Regions from separate parts of the Homo sapiens genome. Here region 1 is linked to region 2. Evidence: read pairs that join two places in POLR2A ChIA-PET (ENCODE). Cell type or tissue: OCI-LY7. All regions are shown on one strand.

Evidence for each region. ChIA-PET counts read pairs that join two places held together with the same protein. Peaks named below come from ENCODE experiments on the same cell type or tissue, not always from the same donor. Only the 100,000 strongest peaks of a DNase experiment are listed, where the experiment ranks them.
Region 1: POLR2A ChIA-PET joins it to region 2 with 5 read pairs; 2 of 35 experiments call an interaction of 5 or more read pairs at or near these places.

Annotation. Positions count from the first base shown.
Region 1 is chr15:68,224,023-68,226,522 of GRCh38, reverse strand. All of the region lies in intron 1 of CLN6 (CLN6 transmembrane ER protein), which reads left to right. Among named protein-coding and RNA genes, the nearest start is that of CLN6, 4.5 kb to the left of the region's middle. In OCI-LY7, no CTCF peak of the experiment used is centred here; a DNase peak (open chromatin) is centred at 1,482; H3K4me3 peaks cover 1,324 bases; H3K27ac peaks cover 1,556 bases.
Region 2 is chr15:67,795,096-67,797,595 of GRCh38, reverse strand. All of the region lies in intron 21 of MAP2K5 (mitogen-activated protein kinase kinase 5), which reads right to left. Among named protein-coding and RNA genes, the nearest start is that of SKOR1, 29 kb to the left of the region's middle. In OCI-LY7, no CTCF peak of the experiment used is centred here; DNase peaks (open chromatin) are centred at 745 and 1,225; H3K27ac peaks cover 1,269 bases.

The DNA of each region.
Region 1 (2,500 bases), 430 kb before region 2:
TATACTCCAGCCTGGGCAACAAGAGTGAGACTCCGTCTCAAAAAAGAAAAAAAAGGGATAGGATCTACTATTATCTCCATTTTACAAATGAGGACATTAAGGCCCAAGAAGTTAAGTGACTTGCTCAAGATCTGGTTAGTGGCAGAGCTGGGATATGAACCCAAACAGTCTCCAAAGTCCAGACTCTTTTTTTTTTTTTTTTTTGAGATGGAGTCTCACACTGTTACCCAGGCTGGAGTGCAGTGGCATGATCTCAGCTCACTGCAATCTCCGCCTCCCGGGTTCAAGCGATTCTCCTGCCTCAGCCTCCCAAGTAGCTGGGATTACAGGTGCTCGGCACCACGCCCAGCTAATTTTTTGTATTTTTAGTAGAGACGGCGTTTCACCATGTTGGCCAGGCTGGTCTCAAACTTCTGACTTTGTGATTCACCCGCCTCAGCCTCCCAAAGTGCTGGGATTACAGGCCTGAGCCACCGCGCCCAGCCAAGTCCACACTCTTAAAAACTACACTCAACTGCTATTTCTTGGTTTATTTTATTTTATTCTTTTTTTGAGATGGAGTTTCACTCTTGTCCCCTAGGCTAGAGTGCAGTGGTGCCATCTTGGCTCACTGCAACCTCCACCTCCAGAGTTCAAGCAATTCTGCCTCAGCCTCCCGAGTAGCTGGGATTACAGGTGCCCACCATCACGCCCATCTAATTTTTGTATTTTTAGTAGAGATGACGTTTCACCGTGTTGGCCAGGCTGGTCTCTAACTCCTGACCTCAGGTGATCCACCTGCCTTGGCCTCCCAAAGTACTGGGATTACAGGCATGAGCCACTGCGCCCAGCCTTTGATTCCTTTTAGAAAAAAGGAAAAATTTTAAAAATTAGCCATGTGTGACAGCACATGCCTTTCTGTGGTCCCAGCTACTCAGGAGGCTGAGATGGGAGGATTGCTTGAGCCTGGGAGGTCAAGGCTGCAATGAGCCATGACTGTGTCACTGCACTCCAGCCTGGGTGACAGAGCAAGACCTTGTCTCCAAAACTAAAATAAAAAGATGATATTAGTCCCCTACCCTAAACTTTAGCTTTCCTCACCCCTTCCTACAATTTCTGTCCTCTGTTTTCATGTTATCAAAGTAGACTATAATTATCTGCTGCTTTAAAACCGTAATTATCTTCCATGTTTTATCTGTGGATTGACTCTAAACATTGAAAATTAATATAAAATGTGTATGTTATTTAAGCCATGTATTTAATAAATATTGTTCCAACAGAGCCAAATAATGTTTAACAGTTACATTTGCTTTCTTATGTTACTTTTGTTTTTCTTGGAGTTTCTAGTTGCCTTTCTTTATTCTCTCATTATATTTGCCTTCATTTCCTTAGTTTTTTTTCTGTTCAAGCTTTTCATTGTCTTGTATGTCACCATTCTTTAAATAGAAGCAAAATTAGTCTCTCTGTGGTCCCCATTTGTGGGTTACCGCTTGACTTGTTCAGGATGAAACCCCTTCCTTTTCTGCCAGGCAGCCCTGCAGATGCTGCTGACTGCCTTGAGGATTTTAAGTGTATGGCATGCACTCCTCAACTGTCGTGGTGTCATTGTCCCCATATGGTAGACTTGGAAAGCTGGGAAGGAGAGAAGAGTCTAACCTTGTTTCAGGTTATCTGCCATTGTGCCATCACCATTGTTTTCAGCAGCATTTGCTAGTGATTGAGACCTAGCTGGCACAGGCTGGGGGCTCAGTGTGCTAAGTCTGTGGAGCCAGGAACTTGGGACAGGGTTGAGGTTGCTCATCCTCAGGACATGAGCTGGGGGAGAGGATGCCTTTACCATTCCATGATCTGCCTCCCGTGGGCAGAGTTCCAGGAGAAGAAAACCAGGCAGGTGCTGATTAATCTTTTTTTTTTTTTTTTTTTTTGAGACAGAGTCTTTTTGTATTGCCCAGGCAGTGCAGTGGTGCCATCTCAGCTCACTGCAACCTCTGCCTGTGAGGTTCAAGCAATTCTCATGCCTCAGCCTCCCCAGTAGCTGAGATTACAGGTGTGCACCACCATGCTGGGCTAATTTTTGTATTTTTAGTAGAGACGGAGTTTCGTCATGTTGGTCAGGCTGGTCTTGAATGCCTGGCCTCATGTGATCTGCCCAGCTCACCCTCCCAAACTGCTGGGATTACAGGCATGAGCCACTGTGCCCAGTCTAATCTTGATTTGCAAGCTGGTTGCTGAGTGTCCACTCTGTGTGCCTGCTTTTTTTTTTTTTTTTTTTTTTTTTGCAATAAGGTCTTACTCTGTCACCCAGGCTAAAGTGCAGTGGTACGGTCATAGCTCACTGCAGCCTTGACCTCCCAGGCTTAAGTGATCATCCTGTTTCTGCCTCCTGAGTAGCTGGAACTACAGATGTGTGCCACCATACCCAGTTAATTTTTAATTTTTAATTTTTAATTTTTTAGAGTTGTTTTTTGTTGTTGTTGTTGTTGTTGTTGTTTTCTTTTTGAGACAGTTTCACTCTTACTGC
Region 2 (2,500 bases):
AATGCAAGCACCAAAGAGAAACACATGTTGCCTAGAAAGGGTAGCAATTTGGCAGTCAGGAGATTCTTACCACCAACAGTAGAAGTTAGAGGGCAACAGAATATCTCCAAGGTACTCAGGAGAAATTATCCACTTAAGCTTCTAAATCCAATTAAACTCACAATCAAGAGTTAGGGCAAAGGGAAGCCAATCCTAGAACAAAAACTCAGACTGTTTTACCATTCACAGACCATACTGACACAACTCTTGATGTACTTCAGAAAGGAAAAGAAACCTCCGAAGGAATACAATCACAATGAGGAGTAACTGGCAAGCATGTGGATAAATCTGAACAAGCAGTAACTATATATAAAGCCACAACTGCAGTAATGATTTTTAAGATCTAAAAACAAGGGGACAATGAAATTCTGGACTGTGATAACATGTAAGAAGGGAGTGATCAGAAACTCTAAAACCCTGAAGTCTGGGGGAAAAGGGGCTGCGGTAAGGACTGCTAGTTGCCCCCTGGTATCCATTCTCCCTTTCTTCATTGTGGTAAGAGTTCTGATTTTAGCAGGAAACACTGTCACCTAGCAGAGCAACAGCACTCCCAGCCTCCCTGGGGGTCAGTTTTGGCCAGCGCCATGTGAACAGACACAATGTGTGCCGGTTCCTAGAAATTCTGTCCTTAAAAGAAGAGGCAAGCATTTCCACACCCTTTCCTCCTTTCCTGCTGGCTGGAGCTTGAATGTCCCTTAAGCAGCTGCCAGATCAGTCTGGACACCCTACTTCCTGTCTGCTTTAACATGAGTGAGAAACACCCTCCTGTCTTGTTTAAGCTACTATTTGTTTTTTATTATATATAATTGAAGCTAACTTAGGGATAAGCAATTAGAGGCCAGAAACAGAATATGATTCCAAACCAATGTAAAACTAAATGTGAAGGAAAAAACCGGATATGTTAAATAGTTTGGATATTTGACCTCACTCAAATCACATGTTGAAATGTAATCACCAATGTTGGGGATGGGGCCTGGTAGGAGGTGACTGGAACAGGAGGTGGAGTTCTCAAGAAAGGAGTGAGTTCTCACAAGATCTGATCCTTTAAAAGTGTGTGGCACCTCCCCACTACCCACTGTCTCTCTTGCCTATATTTTTGCCATGTGATGTGCCAGCTCCCCTCTTGCCTTCTGCCATGATTTTAAACTTCCTGAGGCCTTATCAGAAGCTGAGCAGATGCCCTGAGCCATGCTTCCTGTACAGCCTGCAGAACTGTGAGCCAACTAAATCACTTTTCAGGTTACTCAGTCTCAGGTGTTTCTTTGTAGCAATGCAAGAATGGCCTAAAGAAACCTTACTGCAATACAATGGACAAAGAAGAAAAAAGAAATCAAAAAAGTAGAGAGAAAGTACAAAATAGGACTGTACAAAAAACTCAAGTATATCAACAAACAATAAATATAAATGATTAATCAATTAATAGAGCCTTAGTTAAAATTTAAAACATCAACAACAAAATGCAGAGATTCATGTAAAAGAGCACAGAAGTAAAGGATAATCAAACATAGCAAATACTAACCAAAAGAAGATGGCATAGCTATATTAATATCAACAAAAAATAAAATTTAAAGGAAAATATATTAGAGATAGAATCACCTCATAAAGACAAAAGAAATACTTTGAAATGAAGACACAATATTTTGACATATGCAACTTAACATTACTGCCTTAAAACATATAAAGCAAAAATGGACAGGAATGCAAGGAGAAACAGACACAGACACAATAGTAGTGGGAGATTTTAGCATACCTCTCTTAGAAATTGATAGATAATGCAGGTAGGAAATTAGTACAGCCACGAAATATTTGAGAAACACAATAAAGTTGATCTAAAGGATGTCTATAGGACATTGCATTCAACAATTAGAGAATATATACTTTTTTCAAGCAAAGAGAGAACACTGGGGGGAAAAACCAAATGACCATGTTCTAAGGGAGTCTAAACAAGTAACAAAGATCTGATGTTATACATAGCATGCTCTCTGACCACAGTGGATTAAAATTAGGTAATAACCACAAGATAACAAAACATCTTTCACTACTTGGAGATAAAAAATACTTCTAAATAATTTGGTGTAAAAAAGTCCTAATTGAAATTGAAAATTACTTAGAATTGAAGGACAATGAAAACACTGCATGTAAATACTTGTTGGATGCAGCTAAAGCAATATTAGCAGGCAAGTTCATAGCTTTATAGGCATATATTAGGAAAAAATATTGAAAATTTATGAGCTAAGTGTTTAATACATTATAAAAAGAACAAAAAGCATAGCTAAAGAAATCATAAGATGGCAAATAATAAAGAACATGAAGGAATTAAATAGAAAGATGTCATGAAGATGATCAAAATTGGTAAACAGAAAACAAGTAAATATCAAGAAGGGAAAAAAGATACATAACCACAAATCCAGTCAAAATTGAAAAATAAGGGCCTACCATATGAATGATATGAAGCCAACAT